Regions from separate parts of the Homo sapiens genome. Here all the other regions are linked to region 2. The links are chromatin loops, found by intact Hi-C in ENCODE. Cell type or tissue: PC-9. All regions are shown on one strand. Links, peaks and the distances in the headings refer to the core of each region. The heading gives the core; the rest is flanking DNA.

Region 1 (6,153 bases), core at 520-5,519, 120 kb after region 2:
TAGTCTAATCAGTGACTCCTAAAGACTCCAAGCACAAAATTCAAAGGTTGACTTTTTACCAATGTACTTTCCTTTTATATTTTAGGATGACATCTTCACGAATCATAGGAAGGTAACCTTGACAGGATCTGAACTCAGAGCTGTTTAGAAAGATGAAAAAAATACACACTTTTATTTGCTTTTGGAAATGCTTGTCCCAGATCTGACAAGTGGCCACATGTGACCAGTTATGATGAAATGCAGGAAATAACTTACGATAACCCTGACTTAAGAATGTGAACATCCTCCAGCATGCTTAAGTCCAGCCTACTGGGTTCTTTTTGGAGTCTAAGGTCAGCTACAGCTTTTTGATCCATAGAACTTGATGTCCATTTCTGGGGAAGGATAATATGGTTTAGAAATTCCATTAAATGGCTAGAATGGTTACTGTTCTTTTTCAAGTCCAGGTATAAAGACAGAATTAAATACTTTTCCTTGTCATTATCCATACTTAACTTTCACAGTTTCATATTATTAAAAATAAATTGTGATTTACCTCTACCAACTTCCAAAAAGAAATCAAAGCAGAATGCAAAAGCATTGTCAATGCAGTGCCTCATGTTGATGCCACTGTCCTAAGATCTTCCTTGCAAAGAAAGGATGAATTTTTTTCTCAGCAAATTTCTTCTTCTGGCAACACCTTACACAAGGAATACTGAATACTTTATTTTTTAAAGTGGAATTGTGCCAAACTCTACCAGTTCTATCCAAGTAGAAAAAATAGATTTCCTCATTTTACACTGCCTCATGAACTATATGTATGTATACATGTGTTTCCTAATCTTCATAAATGTGAAGTTTTCTATTTTGCTTTCTCTTTCATATGACAGAACCATGTGATCAATGGAGGTTTCTGTGGCATTTCCTAGTCCTCTGATTCTTTCTAGCTCTTTGCATCTGAAAAGATAGAATGAGTATGAGTGGTTTAATGTCTTGTGCCAGTATCTTTCTGTTTATATTCTGTAGTTGGGCATAGTTCATTGCATTTATTAATTTTTGTTGGCTAATTTCAAACTGGTAATTTTAAGCCTGAAAGGCCTAAATGCCTTGCCTCTGATTGAAAGACACTCTGATGGCTTCAGAAATGCTGAATGAGTTACCCTCAATGTATTGTTAAAAGCAGTTATCTTCAGAGGCCACTTATTCAGGGTCCTTTGAAACACTGGGCTGTGTATTAGTCTATTCTCACACTGCTATTTAGGTTGGTGCAAAAGTAATTGAAAATAATGGCAAAGATTGCAATATAAATAACTACCTGAGACTGGGTCATTTATAAAGAAAAGAGGTTTAATTGAAGCATGGCTGGGGAGGCCTCAGTAAAATTATGGTCATGGTGGAAGGTGAAGAGGAAGGAGGCATGTCTTATATGGCCAAAGTAGCAGGAAGAGAGCGAAGTGGGAGGTGCGACACACTATTAAACAAGCAGATGTTGTGGCTGGGCACGGTGGCTCATGCCTGTAATCCCAGCACTTTGGGAGGCGGAGGTGGGTGGATCACGAGGTCAGGAGTTCAAGACCAGCCTGGCCAACATAGAGAAACCCAGTCTTTACTAAAAATACAAAAAATTAGCCGGGCATGGCGGCAGGCACCTGTAATCCCAGCTACTCAGGAGACTGAGGCAGGAGAATCACCTGAACCCAGGAGGCAGAGGTTGCAGTGAGCCAAGATCACACCATTGCACTCCAGCCCAGGGGAAAATGCGAGACTCCATCTCAAAAACAACAACAACAACAACAACAACAACAACAACAACAAGAAGCAGATCTTGTAAGAACGAACTCACTGTCATGAGAACAGCAAGGGGAAGTCTGTTCCCATGATCCAATCACATCCCACCAGGCCCCTCTTCCAGCACTGGAGAATTCGACATGAGATGTGGGTGAGGACACAGATCCAAACCATATTAGGCTCTTACTGTTAATCTTTCCTCAATGCATTAAAAGACTTGGGTTACAAATCCAAGCTAAGATTTTCACTCAGGAAATTCGTGCATAATCAGACATGCGAACTTTGTTTTTTCTCATTGTACCAGTCTATCAAGGGGCAGCTTAACCCCCTCGGCTTGTATAAGTCCTAGTTTTGGGTATTTACAGTATCTTGTCAGCTTAGCGATATATTCTTTTTTCCTAATATGGTTTCTCCTTTGCCTACAAAATTCCCAACTGCTCTAAGGCAATTGCAATCTGTCTTAGTCTGGTAGAAATGAAAAACCATTGCTTACCTTTAAACACCCAGAAAATTAAAAAACAAAAACAAAAACAAAAATAAAACCCGCTTTCTTCTTTTGTTTAGCTAAGACTCCTTCTCATTTTTTTTAATCTATTCCCCATTAAATCCTATTTCTTAACCCTTTCTTCACCACTCACTTTAAAGATCTCCACATATACCTTAAGGCAGAGATGTAGGCTGAATTTCAAACTCCTAACATCTTACTTACCAAAACTGTGGCAAGATTACACATGTGAGTTGCCTTTTCCTGGCCTTATTGTTCATTGACCCACAGAAGTGGTCTCCTGTGTCTGATACTCCTTTGACCATCACCCATCAACCAGGCAATCACCTTTGGGATTCATCAGTTGCCTAATGTTGCAGAATTTGACTTTAGGTCCAGGATCTTTGCCGTCTCTGGGGAAGTATACTGAAAAAGGCATTTTACATCAGGGGTCTACTAAAATTGTCAGCTTTCTAAACCTAAATTCATCTCTTCAGGTTTGTAATTCAGTTGCTCTAATAAACAGCAACACAAAAACAAAAGCAAGACAAAAAAAGAAACAAGTTCCTTACCTTCTTACAAATACACACCCTTGTGAAATCCGGTCTGGTCTCTGTACAGGCAGCACTATGTTGGTAAGCCATTATCTCTTACCATTCTTTCAAGCCCAATATGATTAATTTTATTCTTAAGAATAGAAAACTACAGCTATATGTATATGTGTATTATATATGTATATGTACATATACATATATGTATATATATACAGCTATATGTATATGTGTATTATATATGTATATTATATATGTGTGTATATTTTTTCCACAACACAATTTTAAAAATTGATTCTTCCCATGACATTGTTATAATTATCATCCTCATTAAATACTTGTGAAATATCTACCATATGAATTGCGATAGGCATTTAGGCACAATGGTGAGTGCAAGGAATTCTATAAATATATATGCACTCAGGGGCCTTGAATTTAAGTTGTTCAGGCAGATGCATTATTCACAAAGAGGTGAATGACTATCCAGATAGGACACTGTGAGTGCCCAAGTATCTGGAGAAGACTGGAGTTCATGCCATGCCTGTGGACATGCTAATGCTCTGAAGGGGTCTTAGCTTCTCTGAAGTGAAGTGATTGAAGGGTAGGGTAGAGTCGTGGTAGAGAACAGAACTGAAGCACAGGGTCTGAGGCAGGTGGGGGGATGGGGAGATGACTGCTTGACAGATTCTGTTTTTTTCAGAGAAGCATAGAGAAGATGAATCACCCTGACATAACACAAGTAGCCTAGGAGGAAGAGTTCTGTCTGTGGCCATGAGTTGTGTAGCCTCAGGCAAGTCATTTAATGTCTTGGAATTTTAGTTGCTATCTTTGTAAAATGAGGGTTGGTTTACTCTTTGAAATGGGGACAAGTTCTGAGGTGGAAGCTTAGCAGGAAAAGTCTAAGCAATTAATTTGTGAGACAGAAACTATACAGATTGCTTTCTGCTCGGTAATAAAACTATCAAAAGATCATCATTCTAAGGTACTGCCAGTTTGTAATCATGATTGGAGGATAGACTTGGTGGGAGGCTGTAACATATGTGTTAAGAAACACAGTGAAATGGAATTAATAAAACAGGTAAGATTAATAATGACAGGTCTTAGGTAGTTGGGGAAATGTCTGAGAGCTTAATCAATGAAGTGATAGAATCTGAAGTTTAAATTTATGATTTAGTTATCTTCTGAATGTTCTCATTATGATACAGTGAGTCTCCCAGACTGTGGCTTTTAGGCTAAGCAATATTATGCGTATTAAGGGACACAAGGGATTTGACTGTGTCAAGTTTCAGTAATGATGATTCTGAGAGCTCCATTAAACATCTCTGCTTTCCTCTGAGCTAGAAGGCAAATTAGGCAGCAGTAAATGAGGCTTGAAGGAAATAGAAATGAGCAGCAATGGTCACAGCGAAAGTGAGATGAGGCCATGCACACACAGGCATACAGGGAATGAGAAGCTATTTGAAAACGTGACTGGGAGGAAATGCTTTGTGAGAGGAGCCTTGGAGGAGAGATATGTGTGAATCATGGCCAAAAATCAGCTCAGTGGGAACCTAAAAAAACATGATGTACAAAACTTAAGGAGCTCAATTCCGCTTCAGCACTGTAGGGTGACTATAGTTAACAATAATTTATTGTATATTTCAAAATACCTGGAGGAGAAGACTTGAAATATTCCCAACACAAAGAAATGATAAGTATTTGAGGTGATGGATATACTAACTACCCTGACTTGATCACTATACATTGTACCCCATACATACGTACCTTTTTAAAAAACTGTACATAAAACTGTACAATATATAATGATATGTATATGTATACAATATATGATAATATGTACATGATAAATATGTATAATGACACATATGTATATACTTACCCCATACATATGTACAGTTTTTTAAAAATAAGGTAAAGGAAAGTCTAACAAGGATTGTGGCCTTGAAAATACTATAATTAAATCATTAATTCTCACCTTTAATTCACCTGGAAGAGTTTACCCTGCTCCCCTATCCCATCCCATTCCATTCCAATACACACATATTTTAGGTAAACTGATTGAAATTTTTTTTCTATTATGGAAGTTGGTTGTCCCAGGCCAAGAAAATAACCTACCCTAAAACTGTATTTAAATGCTTGAAAACTTGAGTCTCAAAAAGGGATGCAAATATGAAGTTATGTCCAAAATTCCCACTCATTAGAGAATGTAAATGAGAACAATATTGAGATAGCATCATTTTGCTGATCAGACTAGGGACAAATAATCATGCATAGATGGTATTGGCACTCCCACCCCCACATCCTTTTGGCCGATCCCAGAGTTTGTCTGCAGACATTTCTCAGACATGACAACAAATTCCTGCACCTTTCCTCCAGTGGGCTATCTTTGGACACAGGAGCATGCTTTGTCCCTGCACAGGTCAGATGGGAAGTAACTGAGCCAGAATGCCTTGGAGTACCTCCAAACTACTAAGGGCTGGTGAATAAATACTTCACATCTTTGCCTTTTGTTGGAACAATCCTAAGTTGTGTTCCATATGGCCTTTCCATGGGTCTCCAGAATAATTGAGCCCAATTGCCCATACAGTAGGGTAACCAACTTATCTCTGCTTTTCTAGAACTGTCCCAATTTTAGCATTGGAAATTCTGTGTCCTGGGACACCCCATTGATTCCATGCAAACTGTGATAGTTGACCACACTACGAATAGAGGTAACTGGCTAGTCAATGTTCTGTCTATTTGTTCCCCACTTCTTGTCTTACTCCTTGCAACCTCATAGTGATTCCTGGAATTAACTTCAAAATAAACTACAGATGCTCCCCCATTTACAATGGGGTTATGTCCTGATAAACCATTGTAAGTTGAAAATATGACTAAGTCAAAAATGCATTTAATATACCTAACCTACCAAACATCATACTTTAGCTTAGCCCACCTTAAACATGCTTGGAACACTTACATTGGCCTATAGTTGGGCAAAATCATCTGGCAACACAATGTACTGTACAGTACTGGTATTTTTACCTTTGTGTGGCTGAGTGAGAGCTGCAGCTTACTGCATGGCCCAGCATCATGTGAGAGAATCACACTGTTTTCTACTGAATGTCTATAGTTTGTGCACCATTGTAAAGTTGAAAAAGTATAAGTGGAATCATTGGAAGTCAGTGACCATCTGTATTGCCTTCACATTTTTGTCTCAGGACCTGCTTTCAGGGGAATTCAAGTGAAGCCAGTTGATGATATCCACACTGTGAGGGTGTAAAGAAATAAGGCGACTCATACATTGTGTGGAAAGCAGAAATTTTCATAGCCCTTTGGAGGGTAATTGAACAGGCTTATGAAGTAAGAAAG
Region 2 (6,153 bases), core at 350-5,349:
GTAACATGAGCTAGGTTTGAGAATCATCTGTAGTAGAACAATCTTTGCATCAGTTGAGCTTGGTGTTTAATTCTGCCTCACTACTCCCAGCTGGGTGATCTTGGGCATGTTGCTTAAACTTTCCGAGCCCAACACCTCCTATCTGTAAAATAGAATAAATGGTATCTACACCACAAAAGCTTGGTTTGAAGAGTAAATATTTAACCTAATGTGTTCAGCATTTTACAGGACCTAATAGGGATTTAACTTCAAGTCCAGCCCTTTGTTATGACTTTCTCTCTCATTTTTCTTCCATGTGACTTTTTTTAAACCATCAGTGTCATGTTTTTTTGTTCTCCTTAAATGTAAATATCTTCCCACACTTTTAGCACTTTGTATCCTGTTATTGTTGATAAAAGCCATGAAAAAGCAGTGGTTCAAAAGTCAAGAAACAGGACCATGACCTAGTGTCAGTGCGTCTCTCATTTAACTCTTAATATATCTAACTGGACTCTGGGAACTAACCTCAGCTTTGATCCACTGACAGTTCCTTCCTTCTAGTTTTAAAACTGTGTTTGACATTTACACTCTCTTTCTTTAAAATTAACCCCTTGAAAATGCTAAGATTTGATGTCCCTATGCTACCTTGCAGTTGGGTACACAATGGCGGTAAGGGTGATGATAACCATGAGGATGATAATAATGATGTTTGAGGACCTTTGACTACAATCACATTATGTAAAAGAGTCTGTTCACATGGCCTAAGTGGGAGAACATGAGTTAAGTAAGTACCTTTCTCTGTAGGCTGACATAAGTGTTATGAATGTTTTCAAGTTCTTTATTTAAATTGTATCAAGACCTAATGCTGCAAGTCAGCCTAAACTCTATTTTCTCAGCTATATGTGTTCATAAGATGAATACTTTTCCAATAAGATTTTTCTGAGTTCATGAAATAACCACTGTTAAGCCATTGACATCATACAAATTATTTTGAAATGTTACCTTATATTTTGTTTTCAGCCCACTTTTCCTGAAACAAAAAACTTTTTACTTCGAAATTTTAACTGAAAACATTTCTAGGCTATAATCAATGTAGATATAATGGTATCTCATTACAGAAAAATTGAAATACTAGATGTAAAGTTCAAATTAATGGAGGAAAGGAATATATAATCAATATTTTATTCACATCCTGGTGATTTATTTTGTTGCTATTGATAATGTACGGTTTAGAACTATTTCAATCCATAAAAGGCCATCTTGGATCCATTTGTGAAATGTTCAATTCTAAGAAACATAATAATTCAGCAGCAATATATACCCCTGAACCAAATATTATTAAAAAAAATCAATACCTCATCTCCAACATAGAGAATGCAGCATGCTGCACTTTACTCAGCAAAACAGAATTCTCTTCTACAAAAAGTTGCAGGTCTAACAATTCAGTGTCTTGGAGGACTTTACAACCAAATAATAACAAGGAAATGAAGGAAAAAGTGTTCCTATAAGAAGATAGCCAAAGACCAAAGATGACTTTGTTGGCTCCTTTCCTGTTGTGATTTAAAAATACTGATCATGAGAAAATAGGTTGTACATACATATTATCTCCAGGGTTAGGTTTCATGGAATTAAAAAGAGGAGAAGCAAAGAAGGAGATCTTGGAGCAGATAGCCAAATTTCATGATATTCATAAAGGCAGAGGGCAGTCATACATGATGAAGTGCCATGTGTTCTTCTGTGCACAATAAAGAGATCTCGTTAAACTGGGAAGTCATTTATTCCTTTAGGGAAGGATGCAGATGAGTTAGGGAAATGCCAACAAATTGATCCTGAACATAAAGGAAATGTTATCAATGTCTTATTTTGGGACAAAGTTTCAAATTCTTTTTCCTATTAATTCCAGAGATTTATGGGGAAGCAAAACTGGTTTGCATTTTAGGGCATTTGGATAAGCAAAGTCGATTTTGCTAAGGAAATAATTTAAGGCAGGTAGCCAGAGAAAGGCTGATAAACTAAGTAGCTGCCATGTAAACATACACTTCTGGATGACTTCATAGGAGCCTGTTGTTCTTCCTCAACCAAACTGTCAGGTTCTTAATGTTAGAGAACTTGTTCACACTGAATAGGCCCCTAAGAGGTGCTTTGTACCAGACTCTAAATCATCTTATACAAAGTACTGAATTGTTTGGGTCCACTCAGAAAGAGTTATCACCTCCAAACTCACTCCTACACTTGGCTCTGCTTTGTATCATGAGTATAACTCACGTTAAGAAGACTCAATATAACAAAATACGGATTTACACAAAAGTTGAATAATTGGGGGAAGTGCTAACTTAGGATATGAGAAGGATGATGAGACAGGTCAAAGGATGATCAGAATCGTAAGTCCAAGCATATCTGCATGAAATGAGCCTGAAGGGAGATCTAAAACTGGGTGCCAGGCCAAGAGGCAGGAAGGACAGATCACAAACGTGTACCTTTGGTTCAAATCAAGTCTCAGATCTAGGGTAAGTGACTCATAAAGTTTCAGAGATCAGGCAATCAACCTGTTGGAAGGCAGCCATTTAGTCTCCAGAAGATGGGGATAAAGGGCAAAAGACTTAGACATTGGGGGAACTAGAATGTAAAGCAGGGAGATGAAAAACTAGGCAACAACTAAGACTGAATACCGGGGATATGGAAAACTGTAACTCAATAGCTTGAGACCCATGGTACTATGAGCCATCAGTGAGAATGGCTCAACACTGACTCAGAGCGCTGTGGGTAACCAGGACACCTTAGAGCACCAGGCCTCAGGGCAGGGTGATGCCTACGTCAGAGCAGTTTAATCTCTTGATAGCAGATGTTTGAGTTCCATGCAGGTAGGAAGTCAGATATATGATTACAGGGGTGATCTGTCTACTCTAAGGTAGAAATTCAAATATGTGGGATTTGGTTTTATCAAAAGCTCTTCTTTTTATTTTTATTTATTATTTTTAATTTTTATCTATTTATTTATTTTGAGACCCTGTTATGAGACTGGCCAACTTTTGTATTTTTGGTAGAGGTGCGGTTTCACCATCTTGCCAAGGTTGGTCTTGAACCCCTAGGCTCAAGCTCTCCACCCACCTCAGCCTCCCAAAGTGCTGGGATTACAGGCATGAGCCACCATGCCTGGCCATCTCTTGGTTTTAAATTTTTTGGTACACATTTGTTGAGTACAGTGTCTTAAATATTCTTTTCTCCTTTAATCTATTTACTAAAAAAATTATTAATTGCATATTATGACTCAGGTAATAAGCTTTGCACTGGGGTTATTGGAATGCAAATGATTATGATGCTTGTCTTTAGAAGCAAACAGACAGGCGAACTGATATTTAAAATATCAAGTGTTTGGTACAACCAGGGAGATAGGCACAGGGTACTATGGGGCATGGCTTGGAAAACGGAGGCTAAGGAGGCTTCCTGGAGTAAAAGAGCTATAATCTAAGGTGTAAAAGATGAGTAAAATTATCTAGGTAGATAGGCAGGGTTGAGGGACAATATAAAAGGAGGAGGGCCTTGAGTACCAGGATAAGGAACCCTAGTTCCTTTAGGTAATCAGCAGCCACTGAAGAATTGTAAGCAGAAGAGTGACAAAGTCAGAGTTTTCATTTAGATAGCTTTCTCTGGTGACAGTGAAGGACTGATTTAAGGAAGTCAAAACACTAAAGGGAGCTTGTTAGAAAGTTGTTACAGTGAGAGAGAATGAAGGCCTGAGCTAGAGCAGTCGTATTTTATTTATAGAAAGAGGAGAGTAAATCGACATGCAATAAAACACCTGTTACAGATTTGAGTTTAAGTTGTTTTGTGGGGATATAATTCATCTTTAAAATTTGCTGTCAAGAAGGATATACAAATATAAAAATTCATTAAGCTGTACACTTAAGATACACACACTTTATTGTAAGTTATACCTTTATATATATATGTGTGTGTATATATATATATATATATACACATATATATTTTAAAAAGAAGAAAAATTGTTAGAGGCCTTGGTTCTGGTAAAAGAGATGCTAATTACGTTTTGGAGCAAGTTTTCTTTTTTTTTGTGAAAACCACTAGCACAGGACCTGGCTTGTTCAGATTTCCCCCAGAATGCAAAATGTGAGAGCACTTATGGGCAGTACTTTACTGGAATTTCTTTTTCTTTTTCTTTTTTTTGCAGGGGGCAGGAATAAGGGAAAGGGGAAGCAAAGCAGAGAAAGAGAGAGAGCCAATACAAGGCAGTGTTATAAAGTTGGAACCACTATGGGAAAGACAGGTTGTTTGGTCCCAGGGAGCCTTCTGAGAAACAGCATGAAATGCATTTTAGGGGAAATGTTTGCCCATTAGTCTCATCTCCCATTGGTCCAAGGTTTGCCCCACAAGGAATGACTCCTGCACTTCTGAGTGCATACATAGACAACAAATGGGTTCCTTTGGTGCCCCTTGCTTTATCATCAACAGAGAAACCCCAGTGTGGAAGGCAGAAAAGCCCCCAGTGTAGAGGCACCAATTCTGGAAATGGAACATCAGGGATGATTTTTACTCTTTGATCCTGAGATGCATGCATTATGGCTACTGGGGACACAGCATGAGTTTTTAGCTGTTGGCTTAACATATATACCACGTCATGGATTACAGCAACCCAGTCCTTGCTATGACCATGTCTTCCCCAAGCTGGTGCTGTAGCTGAGCCTTTGACAAGACTTCCACTGTTCTGTTGGGTCAGCTACTTCTGAGCAATTGGTTACATGATTAGGCCAATGGTTATGTGCTCATTGTCACAGCTTCTTTGCAATAAAATGGGCTCCTTGATCTAAGACAATGTTGTGGGAAATACTATGTGATAGTTCAGGCATTCTGTAAGCCCTTAGATGGCAGTGCTGCAAGAAGCACTTGGGACAAGGAAGACAATTTCTTATGAGAGTAGATGTAAATTCTGGAAAGGACACATTGTGGTACTCTTCAGGGTGAAAGAGTCCAATGTAATCAACTTGCCACTAAATGGCTAGCTGTTCTCCTGAGGCATTGTTCTATATTGGATTGTTCCTTATTGAATATTCAACATTGATTTCTGCTGCTGGCAGATTGGGCACTCAGCAGTGAGAGTAGCTAGATCAGAGTTTGTAAAAGTTGGTTCTGTGCTTAATCATCTTTGCCAGCATGCATACTATGTTCATGGGTTTAGCTGGTTAGCACTGGACTGGCCAAGGAGTGAGACTTATTGACATTCACTGAACAAATCATTCTGTGCACCTAGAATTTGATTGCTTCCAGGATGGTCTCAGATGGGTATTAGCATAAAAAAATTCTGCATGCCTTGGACCATCTTCCACTGGTCACCCACATACCTCATCACCAGTCATGTTTTGGTCTTCAATCTAATTCCTTTCAGACCTCTAATAACCACCCAAGTCATTCAACATAGCTCAGGAATTCATATCCATATCTTGGACCACTTCTCTGTCCACACTAGGTAAATAATCAAATAAATGACTTGCAGATATGCCTATTGGAATGATTTCCTTTCATGACTGCCCTTTAGGACCACTCCTGAATGGGAATATAATACAACAGAAGTCCATTTTTTGACAGCACAGACATTGCTCTGACTCATCTGCGCACCAAGACTGTGTTTCCTCCTCCATCAGTTGGTAGGAAGAACTACCCCTCCACTCCCCATGAGACCTTACATACAAGCCGAGAGATTGGTGACAGCATGACAAAGATATGTGACCTGGTAGTCTGGGCTGCCTCTTCATTATAATTTACTCGTGCCTTCTGGACCTGATCCTGAATGATTATTTCCCCCTTTCCCCACTTTTCAACTAATTCAAGGTGGACGGAATGTATTATTTCTATTGTTTAATAAATTCTTGCTATGCCCTCCTGACCTTATGACTTGGTAACTACATACACCTTGCTTTTAACAATTAAATGCCAACCCCAAATTTCTCCTTTTCTGGAATCCTATCACCTCGTTTGGCACCACGGAGCAGAGCTTCATTACACTCTCTTTTACTGTCAACAATATATTTCAGATTACTTTCCCTCACCAAGTTTCTTAAAGCTGTTTCTTAAAGATCCCCCTGCCCCTCCCATCCTGAGATGCTTCTCCCATGCACTCTTGTGGCTTTAGTGAAGGAAGTATCCTCTGGGCCCTCCCAG
Region 3 (6,153 bases), core at 371-5,370, 69 kb before region 2:
AATCCCATTACTGAGTATATACTCAAAGGAATATAAATCATTCTACCATAAGGAAACATGCACAGGTATGTTTATTGCAGCACTCTTCACAATGGCAAAGATATAGAATCAACCTGGATGCCCATCAACAGGGGACTGTAAAGAAGATATGGCACATATACACCCTGGAATACTATGCAGCTATAAAAAATGAGAGCATGTCCTTTGTAGCAATATGGATGGAGCTGGAGGCAATTATCCTGAGTGAATTAATACAGGAACAGAAAAACCAAATACTGCATGTTCTCTTATAAGTGGGAGCTAAATATTGAGTGCACATGGACACAAAGAGGGGGAACAATAAACAATGGGGCTTATCTGAGGGTGGAGGTTTGAAGGAGGGTGAGGATTAAAAACCTGTCTATTGGGTATTATGCTGATTACCTGGGTGATGAAATTATCTGTACACAGCCCCCATGACATGCAATTTACCCATGTAACAAACCTGCACATGTACCCCTTGAATCTAAAATAAAAATTGGAAAGGAAAAAAAAAAAGAAAAACTTGTTCTTAATGTTTTCATGTAACAATTATCTCAGCAAATTCCAAAATACTTTATTTACTTTTGTGTAGTAATGCTTTTATTCAAAGCAGGAATTTTGTTGCTTACACTTCTGAATGGGTATATACAATGTCTTTTATTCCTTCTTGGTGATTTTTACAGCTGATTTTTTTCCCATTCAAATTAATTGGGTTCCAGCAAGAAATTCATAATTGTAACAAAAAGATCTTGAAATATTTTATTTAGTTTGGTAATTACTGTGTCATTTGCAACATAAAAATGATATATAATATTCTTTTCACTTAAAAAAACTGTGGAAAGTCAAAGAACTATCCAACTATACTTGGCTTTGGCTAGAGCATAAAATGTAAAAAAAAATCCTTAAGATAGTATTAAAAAACAATTTGATACAGATGTTTTAATGCGAGAAGCAAGATAACAGCAATAGTTTTCATCTAGAATAAACACAATTGGGTTGCCTACTATATGTATATAAATATATATGATTTAAAGTTTATTTTGTTTTTCTCCTTGATTTGTTTTGATTTTGTCTTCAAGTGCACAGAATGGAGAAAACTTAATGGATGTCTCATAATACAACCTCACCATTGTTTTATGTATGGCCTGCTTTTATCTACTCATCCATCATGATTAATATAATCATTCATAAACTCATCATCAAAAATAAAAGCTAAATTCTTTTTTTTTTTTTTTTTTTTTTTTTAGACAGAGTCTCATTCTGTCACCCAGGCTGGAGTGCAGTGGTGTGATCTTGGCTCACTGCAACTTCTGCCTTCCAGGTTTAAGCGGTTCTCTGCCTCAGCCTTCTGAGTAGCTGGAACTACAGGTGTGCACCACCACGCCTGGCTAATTTTTTGTGTTTTCTTTTTAGCAGAGATGGGGGTTTCACCATGTTGGCCAGGCTGGTTTCAAACTCCTGACCTCAAGTGATCTGCCTGTCTCAGCCTCCAAAAGTGTTAGGATTACAGGTGTGAGCCACCACACCTGGCCAAAGACAGGAGCTAAATTCTTGATAATAACTTACATCAAGTTATATGGTTTCCTTCTTCTGTACCACCCCATTCCTAGCTTTCTCTTCCCTGGGAAGCATCACCCTCTTCCCTTGCTTTCTCTTGCTTTTCTTTTAATATAATTTATCGCATCTGTATCTATTCCTAAATAAGATATCCTACTGTGTGTGTAATCTTTTGAGAATTATGTTTAACTTAATAACATACTGCTAAGATTCATCTATATTGTTGTGTATTGCTATTGTTAATTTATGAGATTTTCGAATAGGACTTTGTTGTATGAATATGTCATTTTTTTCCATCTTGTTGATGGGCATTTGGGTTATTTCTAGGTTTTGCTTTTGTGTACAGTGCTGCTACAGACATTCTTGAGCATGTTTCTTAGAGTACTGGCACAAGGATTTCTATTGGGTATACCCCTGGGAGTGAAAGAGGGCATGTGAATGTTTAACTCCTTGAGATGAGAAAAATTATTTTCCAAAGTGATTGAGCCAATTTAATCTACTTCCAGCAAGACATAGAAGATTCTGTGGCTCCATATTCTTGAAAATGCCAATTATTGTCAGACTCAGTATTATTTTTTTGCCAAATGAACGAGTTTAAAATGATATCACATTGATTAATTCTCTGATTAATAATAATGTTGAACAGCTCCTTACATGTTTATTGACTATATGTATTTTTTTGTGTGTGAAATGTCTCCTTAGGTCTTTTGCTTCTTTTTCTATTAGGTATTTTAATAGTTTTTCTTTTTGTAAAATAAGACTCATTCAATTTACAAATGTCAATAATTTTAGAAAAAGATCAGCAAAAAGCAAAAGACTCTGTTGTGAACCAACTTTCATCATGTTAGTCATGCAAAACTTTTAGGTTCTTTCTTTTTTGTCTTGATAACAATAGCCACAAAAGATTTTTGAAGTAGCAATGGTTAGCTTCTTCTCCACAACCTTGCTACCAGATTAAAATGAATACATGTCTCAGACTGAAGTCTGTTATATAGTCAAATACATATTCAACAAATATTCACTAGCTAGCAGGTATAAAACTATTCACAAATTTGATCTGCAGGCTCCATGAAATCTCAGTCATCTGCTCTTTCAGGTGTCAGAGTACAGGTTGGCTTATTTCTATGTCATCTAGTCAGTCTCATTTGATTGAAACAATGGTTGGATATAGAATGTATCAGAGATTAGTTTCCATTCCTAAGGAGACATGTTACTCAGTTCCCTTGTACACACAAGAGTGAACAGATCTTTAACAACTCTAGACAATCCACATTCCTTGAATACCTGTAATTGCACAAATAGGAGAGAATTTCTAGCATGCATCAAGCAAATAAATAGTCATTAGTATCACATAATTAATTGGACTAATTTGACATCTTATGCATCAGCAAAATGTCTATTGTCAATCAAGATACAGACAGCAGAAGGGCTTAACAGCAGCCACTCTGAAGAGAGGCCCTTTCTAGTATAATACTAGCTCATACCTCGGTACTGCATTCTTGAAAGAATGTTGCTGAGTATCTCTAGAATCAAAGCTTAAGTGAATCAGCACTTACATACTATTACAATAATGATGCTGAAGTATTTTTTAGGAAAACAACAGTCACTGTGACAGATTCTCACAGTTCTACTTCTTTCCAGTAGACATAACTACCGTTAGTTTAATATATACTTCTCTAATAAATGTCTTATTTTTTTGCACAAAACAAATTTAGTTTAATGATTTATAAAACAAACACCTGTATAAAAAACAAACCCTAGTATATAAAAAACAAGCACCAGTATAGATCAACATTAAAGCTGAGAAACAGGACATTGCTTACACCTTCCTGAATGACTCCACCTAATTTATCCCTTTTCCTTCCCCCTCTAGGTAAGTATCCTAACAAGGACAGTAAGATGTTCATGTTCTTGTTTTCCACTGTAGTTTTACACCTATTTATGTATTCTTAAACAATATAGTTTTAGTTTACTTTAAGTTTTAATGGTCTAAAAAGGAAGCATTTTTAAAAAGTGATTTGTGAGAGGAGTTTAAATGGGTTATTTTCTTCTATCCCATCAAAGTAACCCTACAAGTTAGCTTAGCTGTATATGCCTTCATAAATCAGAAATGGTTCCATTTCTCAAGTTTGCAATGTCCCATTATGCCATCCATTACCCAAGGAAGGAATTCTGTATTTACTGGCTGTTAATAAGTGACTTTATTTTTATTTTTTATTTTTTCAACAAATCAATTAATGCAGATTATTAGCACTTTTATATAGGAATTCTCACCTCCCAATACAGAGGCTACTCAGAATGTGTTTGCTCACCCACTCAGCAAGCTCCCCAGTCTTTGACAATCATGTTGGGTCTCTAGACGTTGTTGTGTCGTCTTCTAAATCCAAGGCCTCTTATGCTAAGTTAGTGCTATTTTCTTGATGAATGTTGCTGGCAATTTAGTTTGTAGAAGGCAATTTTTGATTCCCAGTAGAGAGGAAATACTTTTAGGTGAAAAAGGAGTGCCTGTCCTCAATGAGGGCCTCTGGTGCTCAGTACCAGGGGCCACCAAAGATGTGTGAGCTGGTTATTGTCTTGTGTCATGGGAACATGTTTTGTGCCAGCCCCACCTCGCCTGTTCTAATTCATCTGCAAATAATATAGTTAGAAATGGAGGCAGAAGTAAGGCTATAGCCTTCTTCTAATATAGCTCCATTTCTGTGTCAGTTTTTGACTTTTCAGTATGTAACTTTGCTTTCATTTATCCCAATGACCCTTACATTCTTTGCTTTCATTTATACCAATGACCCTTACATTCTTAAAACACCTGGAGGTGTTTTAAGATCCTTATAGTTAAGGGTTAAGAGCAAATTCTCATAGGCCTGAGGATAGGTTAACCTCACCCTCCTTCCACTCCAACACACATACCTTTTTCCTTTAGTCGGGACTGTGGACACAACAATAATTGGTTTCTACCCTAGCTGGACAGCCAAGGGATTGCAGAGATTGTGTTGGACTTGACTTCTCCATTAATAAGAATGCTTATTGAGTGCTTACTAAGTATCAAGGGGGTGTTAATTGCTTCACATACAACATCTTATCTAATTCTCGTGGTAACTCCGGAAGGCAGATATTAAAATATCATCAGTGCATTTTACAGATGGGAAACTAACCCAGAGAGGTTAGGTAATTTCCCCAAAATTACATATTTAGTGGCGGACCCAGAATCTAGGTTTGCCTCAAAGATGTGTACTCTTAATAACCACAAAACTATATTTTCATGTTCCTTGAAGTGGCAGAAATACAGCTCTAAGAAGCTAGTTGTTCCTTTCGGTGGCTCAGAAAATGGGTAATGGTTCCAATGTGAAAATGTAGAAATGTCCTTTCTGGTTTGGAGTCCATTATGATGAACAAAGATGTAGTTGAGTTCTTTTCTCTCATTTTGGATAGTTCACCACATGTTTTGTTTAGGTACCATAGAACCCTTAGACCAATATTTTGGATTCATAGAGCAAATGCGTTGGCTATGTTAGTCGCTGGCTTGATGTAAGTCACTTACAAGTTCCTGGAATATCATCTAGTTTTATGTTCAAAATATGTACAAAATATCCCTCCCATGTGCTAAATATATTACTAAAAAAACCCACCAGGCAAAACCCCCTCAACCCCTCACCCCTAATATTAGTAATTTCAAGTTGTGTCTCTATTCAAAACTCTCAAGGTCTAATGGTGTGAAGGAAAGAATGTGGATCAAATAGTCCTCAGTTTGAATCCCCACTCTGCCTTTTACTGACTCTGTAATCTTGGGCAAGTTTCTTAATCTATCTGGGCCTCAGTTTTGTTTTCTATTAAATGGGAATATATATTAACATTTTCTTTATAGGGTTGTTGTGAGAATTAAATGAGGTCTAGCATAGTGTTTGACAGGCTAAAGATTCTCCTCTAAGCCCTGGTAAGTGTTCAAAAGTGAACTACTCTTTTAAAAAAGTTATTGTGAATTTTGTTAATAGAATTATAGAATCTAAAGGTTGAAAATAACTTTGCAGATCACTGAATGCAGGTTTCCAAACATATCTGTGTATCAACATCAATTGAAGAGCTTTAAAGTACACAAAATTCCAAACTCCAGTGGCTAGAGATACTGATTTAGTAGGTTTGGGTTGGGAAGCAGGAGGCCTGGTCTTTAAAAAGTTTCATTTATAGTGGTGAATACTTGTCGTTATGCATTTGTCAAACCCCATAGAATGTATAACACTAAGAGTGAAGCCTAATGTAAATTATAGACTTTGGGTGATAATGATGTGTCATGTAGATTCACCAGTTGTAACAAATGTACCACTCTGGTGTGGACACTGATGGCTGAGGGAGGCTCATATGTGTCTACAGGGGAGCAGGGAGTATATGAGAACTCTTCATACTTTTTTTCTCAGTTTTGCTGTGTACCTAAAACTGTTCTAAGAAATAAAGTCTATTAAAATTTCCATTGAGAATTCAGATTAATATTTAAGTTTGGGATCTCTTTAATTCACCCTCCAGAACAGAAGCACCCACAGCTGCAGCACTCCTAGAATTATTGCTCCCTTCCTGTGCTGGTAC
Region 4 (6,153 bases), core at 805-5,804, 130 kb after region 2:
AAAAGAACTTCAAAAACAATTTTGCAAAGAATTTATTTAACAAATGCAATAAAGTTGTGAGAAAAAGGAAAGATTTTTAGATTTTTAGAAACACCTATTCAATCAGAAATTTTTTATTACAGACCTACTGAGTGCCAGGTGTCCTGTTAGACATTTGAGAAATGTAAATGAACAAAAAGATTGCGAGGATTCCAGCATGGGAGAAAGACAGTAAACAATAAACAGAATAAGTAAATTAGGTGGTACTTTAAAAATATAATAAGTACTATGAAAAAACCAATCAGGCAGAGAGAAGAAGGTTGAGAAAGAGGAACCCAGATGGGAGGGAGCAGATAACATCTGGGCAAAGACCAGGGGAGACAAGAGTGGGGAAGTTATGCATTCAGATGATGTTGGGGAAAGACACTTAGTGCGAAGGGCCTAAGGCTGTCAGCTGGACTGGAGCAAAGTAGGTGATGTGTTCATGAAGATAATAGAGTGTGTGTGTGCGTGTGTGCGCACACGCATGTGTGTGAGAGAGAGATCATGTAGGGCCAACGATTTTAGATTTATGTATATATATATTTTTTCAAAAGTTAATTATGAAGGAGGAAGGACCATAAAATATTTAAAGTTCAAATTTCTCTAGTTCCTACTTTCTTAGGGGATTAGTTTTAGGGAGAACTTTTTTTTTTTTTTTTTTTTTTTGAGATGGAGTCTAGCCCTGTTGCCCAGGCTGGAGTGCAATGGCGCCATCTCACTGCAAACTCTGCCTCACAGGTTCAAATGATTCTCCTGCCTCAGCCTCCTGAGTAGCTGGGCTTACAGGCGCCCACCACCATGCCCAGCTAATTTTTGTATTTTTAGTAGAGACGGGGTTTCATCATGTTGGCCAGGCTGGTCTCGAACTCCTGATCTCGTGATCTGCCTGCCTCAGCCTCCCAAAGTGCTGGGATTACAGGTGTGAACCACCGCACCTGGCTGAGAAGTTGTTTTAATCTATGTCATTTTGTAATCTGTACAAATTTATTTTAAAGTGATTTAAGTTATATATTGGTAAAAATTAAATAGTTGAATGAAACAGGTTTCCCTAAGATGACCCAGTAACAGAAAAATTTGTTTCCTGCTTGGAGTGCAAACAGAAAGGACTTAGTTTATGTCTCCTTTAACCATGCCCCCATGCCCTTGATAAAAGAGCTGCTTCTACCTCAGCTGAATGGGAAGTCATTTTGATTGAGTCTGGAAGGGGAATCGTTGGTGGTGGGACTGTCTTCTGAGTGGGGAACAACTGCCCAGGTCTGATGAGGCTCCCTGGGCCATCTGGAGAGTTGAAGTGTGTAGCATTATGTGGAACGGGACGTAAAATTCTCCAGAGGAAACCAGAGCAGCAGCTTCAGCATCACTGGACACTTGTTGGAAATGCCAGTTCCCAGGTCTGGAGGTGATGAGTGTTGGCAGTACAGAGACGAATGAATGAGGGGCCTCTGTCCATTCCACTAGAAAAAGAGGTTCTTGACCCTGGCAGCACCTTATAATCCACAGGGAACTTAAAACAAAACAAAATGAACAACCGATGCCACGGCTTCTGTACCAGAGATTCCAATTTAATTAATCTGGGGATAAACCAAGAACATCAGTATTTTTAACTCTCCTAAAGTGTTTCTAATGAGCAGAATCAGTGTAATAGAACAGATTTCTTAACTTCCACACTATTGACACTTTGGACTGGAGAGTCTTTTGTTGTAGCAAGCAGTCCTGTGCATTATAGGATGTTTAGCAGCATCTTGGCCTTTACTTACAGAACCCCTGACCCCATCTGTAAAAATCAAAAATGTCTTCGAATATTGCCAAATGTCTGCTAGGGGGCAAAATTGCCTCACTTGAAAACCATTGCTCTATAGCAATAATTCTCAAAGGTTAGTGCAACATTGCCCAGTAGAAACATAATGCTAACCATTACAAGCATATGTAATTAAAAAATTTTTAGTAGCCACATTAAAATAAGCAAAATGAAACAGGTGAAACTAATCTTAATAATATAATTTAATTCCTATATCCAAGATAGTATTTCCACATGCACTTAATATAAAAAATATTAATAAGGGATTTTTATATTCTTTTTTCAAGTCCTTGAAATCTAGCATATAATTTATCCTAACAGCATATTTCAATTCAAACTAGCCACATTTTGAGTGCTCAATTGCCACATGTGGCTCATGACTAGTATTGGATGAATGGGGTTTAGCAGGCGTCATAATCACCTTGAGAGTTTGTTAAAATATAGAGTGTTGGCATCCTTGCCGCCCTGTCCCCCTCTCCAGCTTTTGATTCGGTAGGTCTGGGGTGAGGCTTGAGAATTTGCATTTCTAAGAAGTTTCCCAGTAACACTGTAGCTGCTGGTCTGGTGACCACACTTAGAGAACTACAACCACAGATGTAGAGAAACCCTAGAGGCTTGTTATTAAAAAATGTGGTTTGTGGAGCAGCAACAGCAGCAGCAGCTGGGAGCCTGTAAAAAATGCATAGTCCCAGACTCTCCCCAAGACATATCAAATCTGCATTTAGTACTGGAATCTATGTTTCTTTTTTTTTTTTAAAACAGGATCCCCAAGTGATCACATTAAAATTAGAACATAAGACCACCTTGAGTAAAACTTTCCCTGTTAGTGTCTATCTTAGTGTTTTCTTCTTAGGACTTTTCTCAGTTCTTCTCTATTTTTCCCATGAGAATCAAGAATGTAGAATCTTGGTTGCTTTTTTAATTTTTCTGCTAACCATTCTCTATCAAGGGTCTAGTACAGTGCATTCACATAAAAGGCACTTACATAACTATGGAATTAGTGATACTATAAAAGAAGAGAAGGCTGGGACAATGGTTAGATACCTTCTTTGGCTTTAAAGATTTGAATAAAAATGTGTTTCTAGATGAGTTGAATACTGGAGTTCAGGAGCTGATTTTGCAGCTCCTGCAGGCTGGAAGTTTGAATGGTCCTTTCCTTGAGCTTCACCTGTACCCAGGGGGTATGGGTGACTCACTTGGCAAAAATTGCCTTGTGTGGTGCTTGTTCTCAGCCTGCTTGCCAGATTCCTCTTCCTGGCAAGGTAGGGCCCCATTCTTTTTCCTTTTGAGGAGTGGAAATAGTCTGGTGTTTGTGGATCACCAGCATCCAGGAAGTGCTCCTGGGATAGCCCTACTTCAGAACTGTGAGTGATGTTTAAAGTGTTGGTGACCACACAGGTTTCTTCACACTTCTGCAGCCAGCTGGCATTCCAAACTCATCATGCTCAAATTGACTCAGTCCTAAATAACCAAACACTGTGAGAGGGTGGAAATTTGGTTTCCAAAGGGAGTTACTGAAGTTACAAATCCTGACTAAAGTATATATTTTTCACATATAAAAATAGTCTCTGGGCTCTTGGATCAGTTTTATTTTTTTTCTTATGCTTTTAATCATAGAAAATAGTCTCCCCATACTTCTTTTGGGAAACATAGTACGTTTTTTTTTTCTCCTCCGTTGATATTTAGTGCTAAGAGTGAATTTACCAAAGGGTTTGTGAATTCTGTCTGTATATCTTAATGTGCACCCACAACTTTGTAGACAGATGGAAAGATGAAGTAATTCAGAGGTTCAAAAGAAAAAAAAAAGCAGAAATGAGCAACATTTCATAATCTTCTTTGCAACTGGCTTCATTGACCTTTTTCTTACTTAGCTTCCTTCCCTTCACGGCAAGCTTTTGAAAAAATTGGGGACAATGTAATAGTGAAGTGACTATTCTATGTTTTACAGGAAGATTTAAATGAGAAACAATTGCATTGACCAAATTAATGAGCTAGATTGTAGTAGGGCAAAGGTTGCCTGGGGTGTATGCAGGGGGAGGGCAGGAGGGATTCAGCTGAATGAAGTGACAGCCCTCTTTGTTAACTTCAGACCTGGAGGTGTGCTACAGTGTTTTGTCATTGAAGGGTGTATCATCTTAAGGGCATGTAATTTGCTATTAGTTCTCAATTTCAAGCTATTTCCCTCTTAAATCTGAAAAAGTACCAATCTGAGGAGATTATGCCAGGTATATACTGAGTGAATGCTTCACAAGTGAGGCTCATCCAACATTATGGTGAACATTACTATTTAGTCTCTATAAAATTATATCAGAAAGTGAGAAGTATAGATGAGATTTGCTCCAATTCACTCAATGAATCTGGCAGGTTGGAAATAGGCTATTACACTAGACTTCCTGATGGTTTAGTGGGAATTCCTTTGCTTATGAAGCATCCATTATTGCCTGAGGCATTACTAGTGATTAGAAGGGAAATATTTCTGCTCCAATGCCTTTTGCTTCAGCAACCATAGTTTAGCCACGCAAGGGGGAATCACCTTTGCTCTGGTTTCTTGTCTTAGTGTGAAAAGTCCCTGAGCAGCAGCCTACCTCTCCCTTCTCCTCATATTTAATCAGTGAACACTGATGGGGTAGCTTCAAGAGTAGGTACTGTACTAAAGCAAAGGCTGGTGGTTATGTTGGCAAAATAGAAAATGAAAATAAAGGAAACCCTATACAGTAAGTCCTCACTTAATGTTGTTGATAGGTTCTTGGAAACTGTGACTTGAAACAAAACAACATAGAATGAAACCAATGTTTTATTCTTATCAAGGATGTTGAAAGAAATGATATTATTCAAAGACCTGTTGTATGTCATTTCACTTTAAGTCACAGTTTCCAAGAACCTATCGACAGCATTAAGTGGACTTACTGTATATCATAAAGTGGAAAGTTTGGCACAGTAGTTACAAAGGGCAAGAGACGAGAAATATGAGGCTAAATTAAACAAGGGCTAAAATTTTAGATGTTATTTAGCAGAAAAGTTATGGTAAGGGAAATATTATTTGGGATTGTGCTTCTTCTATACATTACCTCATTCATCTCTATGGTAACCCTAAAGACACATTGCACAGGCATTCTTCCCAATGAATGCATGAGGAATCTGAGGCATGAGACATTTAGTTACATAACTGACTCTCCAGCTCATTTAAGGCTGGAGATAAAGTGAGAGCCAGAACTTTGGTTCTGAATTTTCTTTGAAAGATTTTCTGGGATCTCTTCTAGCTGTGTGATTGTTATGTGTAGTTTTAAGCATTTATGAGCATCTTACCACCATTCCCAAGAAAATGATCTATGAAGAAAATTGTCTTAATCAGCTCAGGCTGCTACAACAAAATACCATAGACTAAACAAAATACTATGCAATTTGAAGGCTGGGAAGTCTAAGATCAGAGCACTGGTAGATCTGGTATCTGGTGAGTGCACTCTTCCTAGTTTGCAGACAGCTGTTTTTTTGTTATATCTTAACATGGCAGAGAGAGATGATCTCTTGTTTGCCTCTTATTATAGAGGCACTAATCTCATTCATGGTGGAGGATGAATGAGATTAGGGGATGGTTCCACCATCATGACCTAGTAAGTTCCCAAAAGTCCAACCTCCCAATACCATCACATTGGGGATATAGGCTTTAATATGAATTTTGGGAGGACACAAATATTCAGTCCATAGCAGTTGTGATGTACAATATCTCTTCATATCATTTTAAAAAAGGAACAATGGATAGGCTTTTAAATTTGTGTCTTAGCTGTCTTTCATCTAAAATTACCAGTTCTCAAGTACTCTGCAATTTAACTGCTTTCAGAATTTCACTGCCTATCTATTGATGGCATTTTAACTTTCTGGAGCCTGGCAGCCACAGTCACTTAATTAAAAACATATTTGTTTTATTAATAAAGTAGTTACCATTATTTATTATTCAATTTTCAAAATATGGTTGATAATGAACACTCATGGTTTCTTGTTGAAGCAGGTAAATTAGGAAGAAGATCAAGTCTCTCTGAGTTGAATTTACCTTATAATCAGCCTGAAAGCAAAATAAACAATATAGTGTTCTAGTGTTTGAAGGACATGCCATCATTTGCTAAGAAAACATTTAGGTTTTTGAAGATTTTGTAAAACAGTTTGATCCTCTATAGTGCATATTTTGTTACACACATTTTTTTTTTTTTTTTGCTGTGGTCACTAGTAGTGAGGGAGATGTTTATTGGGCTAAACCTAAGGAACTTCGATCACATTGGAAAAATGAGAAGAACAAATAGCAACAAATCCTCCACACATACTGATTGACTTGGACACAG
Region 5 (6,153 bases), core at 500-5,499, 80 kb after region 2:
TGGTGTGTAAGTGGGACAATGAATTCATGTGGCATGGAATCTAATTTTGTAGACTTCGTATTTTTGCTTAGGAGCTACTTAGGTTACATTCTGTTGTTTGTCCACAAAAAAAGTCAATGCCAAGAGAAATGTGATGTACAGCCCTGTTGCACATTGAATAGCTTACTGGGGTCATTGTAGTCCTCACACCTGTCTGCAGTGAAGCTGGCAGTCCCAGGAATATGGTTTCTCCTGGAAAGTCAGAAAAAAGTAGTGTGCTCCCCAGATCTTGTCCACTCACCCTTTAACTTTCTGTGGACATCTAAGTTTGTTGTAATCCTACTCACTTGAAATATTCATCACTGGAAATTCCTAACTTGAAGTCATGCATTATTCTGTTTAAGGATCCAAGGAAACATCATTTTAAGACACATTATTATTGAGAATGAACCTTATGTTGACAAAGTTAGAACAACCTCTTGAGAGGGTTTATAATCACAATGACCTTTTCGGTTCTACCTATGAGGTCACCAACTGATGGAAAAACAAAAAAATTAGTTTCTTTGACTAGTTTCTGTTTGGAATGCTTTCAGACAAGGCAGAAAAAGGGAAATTTAGGAATTAAACATAATTTACAAGCAATAAGAAAATTCCTACTGATAATTTCCCTAGGCATACTCAGGGAGCCCAGGTAAACAGAAAAGGGATTTTTTTAAAGTGAATTTCAAAAGGATTTAATCAGAGTGAAGTCCCAGAATGGAATAGGGAGGGAGAATGTTGTTATACAGAAGAATGATATTCTTTTTTTAAAAGGGTCATAGAGAATACAAGAAGAGGTAGCAGTAGGGCTCTGATAAGCTTAAAGAAGTTATGCTGCTTTTCATTTTATCCTGTTAGTTGATGCTGACCTCTGCTAGGAGACTGAATCACTGGAGTTAGGTTAGGCTTATGTTGTCCAATACGGTAGCCACTAGTCACATGTGGCTACTGGAACACTTGATATGTGGCTAGTCTAAATTGAGATATACTGTAAGTGTGAAATAGTCACTGTATTTTAGTATGAAAATTTAGTGTGAATAAAGACTTAGTATAAAAAGAGTGCAACAAACTGATAATTCTAAAAAATTGACTACATGTTGGAGCAATAATATTTTGAACATATTAGGTTAAGTAAAATATATTATTGAAGTTAATGTCACTTATTTCTTTTTTACCCTTTTTACTAGAAAACTAAAAATTATACACATGGTGGCCGGGCGTGGTGGCTCACGCCTGTAATCCCAGTACTTTGGGAGGCTGAGATGGGCAGATCACAAGGTCAGGAGATGAAGATCATCCTGGCTAACACAGTGAAACCCCGTCTCTACTAAAAATACAAAAAATTAGCCAGACGTGGTGGTGTGTCTGAACTGGTGGGTTCTTGGTCTCACTGACTTCAAGAATGAAGCTGCGGACCCTCGCGGTGAGTGTTACAGCTCTTAAGGTGGCGCATCTGGAGTCTGTCCCTTCTGATGTTCAGATGTGTTCGGAATTTCTTCCTTCTGGTGGGTTTGTGGTCTCGCTGGCTCAGGAGTGAAGCTGCAGACCTTTGCGATGAGTGTTACAACCCTTAAGGTAGCGCGTCTGGAGTTGTTCCTTCCTCCCGGTGGGCTCGTGGTCTTGCTGGGCTCAGGAGTGAAGCTGCAGACCTTCGTAGTGAGTGTTACAGCTCATAAAAGCAGCGTGGACCCAAAAAGTGAGCAGTAGCAAGATTTTATTGCAAAGAGCGAAAGAACAAAGCTTCCACAGTGTGGAAGAGGACCGGAGTGGGTTGCCACTGCTGGCTCTGGCAGCCTGCTTTTATTCTCTTATCTGGCCCCCACCCACATCCTGCTGATTGGTAGAGCCTAGTGGCCTGTTTTGTCAGGGCGCTGATTGGTGCGTTTACAATCCCTGAGCTAGATACAAAGGTTCTCCACCTCCCCATCAGATTAGTTAGATGTAGAGTTTCAACACACAGGTTCTCCAAGGCCCCACCAGAGGGCCCCACCAGAGCAGCTAGATACAGAGTGTCCATTGGTGCATTCACAAACCTTGAGCTAAACACAGGGTGCTGATTGGTGTGTTTACAAACCTTGAGCTAGATACAGAGTGCTGATTGGTGTATTTACAATCCCAGAGCTAGACATAAAGACTCTCCACGTCCCCACCAGACTCAGGAGCCCTGCTGGCTTCACCTAGTGGATCCCGCACCGGGGCTGCAGGTGGAGCTGCCTGCCAGTCCCGCGCCATGCGCTCGCATTCCTCAGCCCTTGGGTAGTCGATGGGACTGGGTGCCGTGGAGCAGGGGGTGGTGCTCGTTGGGGAGGCTTGGGCCGCACAGGAGCCCATGGAGTGGGTGGGAGGCTCAGGCATGGCGGGCTGCAGGTCCCGAGCCCTGCCCCGCGGGAAGGCGGCTAAGGCTCGGTGAGAAATCGAGTGCAGCGTCGGTGGGCTGGCACTGCTGGGGGACTCAGTACACCCTCCGCAGCCACTGGCCCGGGTGCTAAGTCCCTCATTGCCCTGGGCCAGCAGGGCTGGCTGGCTGCTCCGAGTGCGGGGCCCGCCAAGCCGACGCCCACCCGGAACTCCAGCTGGCCTGCAAGCGCCGCAGGCAGCCCTGGTTCCCGCTCGTGCCTCTCCCTCCACACCTCCCTGCAAGCTGAGGGAGTGGGCTCCAGCCTTGGCCAGCCCAGAAAGGGGCTCCCACAGTGCAGCGGCGGGCTGAAGGGCTCCTCAAGTGCCGCCAAAGTGGGAGCCCAGGCAGAGGAGGCGCCGAGAGCCAGCGAGGGCTGTGAGGACTGCCAGCACACTGTCACCTCTCGGTGGCATGTGTCTGCATTCCCAGCTACCTGGGAGGCTGAGGCAGGAGAATCACTTGAACCCGGGAGGCAGAGGTTGCAGTCAGCCAAGATTGAGCCACTGCACTCCAGTCTGGGCAACAAAGCGAGACTCCGTCTCAAAATATACACACACACACACACACACACACACACACACGATTTGCACTTGTGGCCCACATTAGCAAGACTCTGTCTCAAAAAAAACACTATATATAGTATGTGTGTGTATATATATATATATATATATATACACACACACACACACACACGGTTTGCACTTGTGGCCCACATTATATTTTTATTGGATGGTGCTGATTTAGGCACTGCAGAGCTGGGCCTTTTGGGGAAGATTTGTTAGCTGTCTGGGCTTCAGTATGCATGTGTCTCAAAGGCAGGAGATAGAGGTGATGACCTGGACCTGCTTTTTGTAGACTTGGATTTTGTTTTCTTAATTTCTAAACTTGGGTCCTTTCTCCAATAGATAAATTTAAGCCTCGGAAAACTATTTATTATGAACAGCTATTTAGGTTTCCACAACAATAGCCAATTTTCAAATAATCTCTAAGTATAGCTCCTTCCTTATGACAAGTAAATAGGAAAATGTAACTGATATGTTGGGGAACCTACGGGTGGAGAGTACAGGACAGCGGTCAAAGAGTGAGTCAGGGCCAGGGCTAGCATTAGCATCTCTGTGACTCACAGTTGCACTCTAACCACTTGATGATTTTCATCTTGAGAAATACTGAGTGTGATGGCCCTTTCACACCAGGAAATACTGAAAATTGCTGAATCGGTGTTTGTCAAGCTGATAATTTGACTGATAAAAGCTAGGTGGGTGCAGTGAAATGGGTGGGTTCTAGCCTGCAGCATTGTGCTATCTGTGTATGAGCTACCGTAGGGTTACATCACTGGTTTGACTCAAGAAAGAGTATAAGGGGAAGCCACTGATATTACCTGTTTAGTGAAACATGAAGGAAATCCCACTGCAGAAGTGAAAATGTTACTGCCTACTTTTACCAGTAATTTCAAATGTAAACATTTAATTTAAAGAAATACTAACAATAAGCTTATGATAATTTCTACAAGGCTGAAGCCTAGCACAATTGGGTGAAAGAAGAATTTACATAGATTCACTGGCATGTCAAAAGGTATTTGTGCAGGTGTGTTGTCACCTGACCAAGGTGTCCATACCTGTGCTGTAGGTATATTTAAGATTTTGAAGATTATATTTGAAAAATATTTAGCTTTGTCCTCATAATCGTTTATACATGATTTTCTTGTGGTGATGACCACAAGGTTTTACCGTTGTGTGTCAACATCTGTGTCTCCACAGATGTTGACTCTGAACTTCTCAAGGTAAGGGACTGCATGTTTTTCCTTCAGTTTCTCTGATACTGAGCAGCATCTGCTATGTCGACAGTGGTTAATAAAGGTTTGATGAATTGAGTAGGTCTCCTTCATTAGGTGTATGAGGCAGAAAGAGGAAAAGAGAACTCGTGATGTACAGGAGCTTCTTCTTAAAGGGACTAGTGGGTAGGGAATCTAACTCCATAATCTGTCATTTCCAAATACCTGCCTGTTCTTTGAGCTCAAAAAAGTGGAAAGGAGAAGGCCTTTAAACTTTTGGATATAGAAACCTCAGTGTGGAATTAAGCTTGAGGTAGATGGTTGAGAACTAAAATGTTATGCGTAAGACATTAACAGGATTGACGTGTGACAGGCTGCAGCTAGGAACCAGAGGAAAGGAACCAGAGAGGCGGAAGAGATGTTATGGGGCTGAGTGGGGAACAAACCAGCGAGAAGTTATTCATGGCAGGAAATGGCTAGTACTTTTTCAAACAGTGAGTCTGAGGTTTAATTTTCGGTTTTTGTATTGCTTCTATTATAATCTCAGAAAAAAATCCATTGCCTTCAAAGTGCTTAAATTTCCAGTTGGGAAAGGAGCCTGCGTGTGTGTGTGTGTGTGTGTGTGTGTGTGTGTGCGCGTGCCCATGCCTGTTGTGGGGTAGCAGGTAAGGGTGGAAAACAAAACATGGTTTTTATCCCCCAAATTACTCTTTCTTATTAGGGAAAAGGAATAAAGAATGAAAGTTTTCCTTTGGGTTATATCTAAGAACTGGATAAAGCTCTGGGGATGTCCTAAGGAATAATTTCTTATGTAATTTTTCAAAAAAAGTCAGTTTTTCATTTTAACTGGTCTGCTGATTTTTGGGGGAACAACAGTACAATTTGCAATTTGATGCCTACATATTTATAGGGGAGTCCTGTCCTGTCTATCTCAATGTTGAACCCAAATTCACATTGTCCTCCACGTAAGCTTGCCCTCCACTCAGAGCCACTACCCCACTGACCAGTCACGGAGGACAAAGGTTCTGCTGGTATCACAAACTCTTATCTCCAGAGAATGACCTACTGGATGTTATGGATGTGGACCTAATTGGAATGAACAAAAGCAAATTAGTTGTCATTGAAATAAGAAGTGGTGCCAGACAATATAAAAGTATTCACAGGTTTCAAAAGTTAGGGTGCTTCAAAAATGCCTCACTCTCAGCAAACTATCGCAAGGAAAAAAAAAACCAAACACCGCATGTTCTCACTCATAGGTGGGAATTGAATAATGAGAACACTTGAACACAGGAAGGGGAACATCACACACCGGGGCCTGTTGTGGGGTGGGGGGAGGGGAGAGGGATAGCATTAGGAGATATACCTAATGTAAATGACAAGTTAATGGGTGCAGCACACCAAAATGGCACATGTATACATATGTAACAAACCTGCATGTTGTGCACATGTACCCTAGAACTTAAAGTGTAATAAAAAAAAAAATGCCTCACTCTTGCAGCTGCATGTTTCTTTATAAATCATGGTAGGATTTTTTAAAATTCGTGTTTTCTTATGTGATCTCTTTCCAAAGAAAACTAAGTCATTTCAGACAAAGATAATTATGTTTTATTTTAAATATTATATAATGATGACAATTATATGGGTGTGCTTCTATCTTCACTCTCTTTTATTTAGAATTAGGTTTACCTTAGGAATTACATAAAACTCAACTAGCAGTGGCTTACATAAATAGGAATTTATTTGTGTTATAAACACAGACACACACACACACACACACACACACACACACACACACAATCTGGGGGTAGGTAATTCAGGGATGCCATTAGGGACTCAGGCTGATTCTTTCTGTTCCTGTCTTCAAAATGTAAAATTGGACCTCTCGTTTGCCACCTCATGATCACAGCTAGCTGTGGAACCCTCAGACTCCTGTACATTATTGGGGCATTTGAAAATGGATAAAGAG

What was found. Peaks named below come from ENCODE experiments on the same cell type or tissue, not always from the same donor. Only the 100,000 strongest peaks of a DNase experiment are listed, where the experiment ranks them.
Region 1: it touches region 2 in a loop (7-fold over the local background); 3 of 110 quality-filtered maps call a loop at or near these places.
Region 3: a loop joins it to region 2, with 4 times the contacts of the local background. A loop is called at or near these places in 3 of 110 quality-filtered maps.
Region 4: a loop joins it to region 2, with 12 times the contacts of the local background. A loop is called at or near these places in 4 of 110 quality-filtered maps.
Region 5: it touches region 2 in a loop (7-fold over the local background); 2 of 110 quality-filtered maps call a loop at or near these places.

What each region holds. Positions count from the first base shown.
Region 1 is chr5:40,399,519-40,405,671 of GRCh38, reverse strand. No RefSeq gene overlaps it. Among named protein-coding and RNA genes, the nearest start is that of LINC00604, 160 kb to the right of the region's middle. RefSeq lists an enhancer at 1-489. In PC-9, for the core only: no CTCF peak of the experiment used is centred there; a DNase peak (open chromatin) is centred at 3,561; H3K27ac peaks cover 1,484 bases.
Region 2 is chr5:40,515,172-40,521,324 of GRCh38, reverse strand. No RefSeq gene overlaps it. Among named protein-coding and RNA genes, the nearest start is that of PTGER4, 160 kb to the left of the region's middle. In PC-9, for the core only: no CTCF peak of the experiment used is centred there; a DNase peak (open chromatin) is centred at 2,614; H3K27ac peaks cover 2,902 bases.
Region 3 is chr5:40,584,369-40,590,521 of GRCh38, reverse strand. No RefSeq gene overlaps it. Among named protein-coding and RNA genes, the nearest start is that of PTGER4, 92 kb to the left of the region's middle. In PC-9, for the core only: no CTCF peak of the experiment used is centred there; a DNase peak (open chromatin) is centred at 2,831; H3K27ac peaks cover 1,526 bases.
Region 4 is chr5:40,382,710-40,388,862 of GRCh38, reverse strand. No RefSeq gene overlaps it. Among named protein-coding and RNA genes, the nearest start is that of LINC00604, 150 kb to the right of the region's middle. In PC-9, for the core only: no CTCF peak of the experiment used is centred there; DNase peaks (open chromatin) are centred at 3,132, 4,272 and 4,932; H3K4me3 peaks cover 1,480 bases; H3K27ac peaks cover 3,769 bases.
Region 5 is chr5:40,435,147-40,441,299 of GRCh38, reverse strand. No RefSeq gene overlaps it. Among named protein-coding and RNA genes, the nearest start is that of LINC00604, 200 kb to the right of the region's middle. In PC-9, for the core only: no CTCF peak of the experiment used is centred there; a DNase peak (open chromatin) is centred at 3,599; H3K27ac peaks cover 1,561 bases.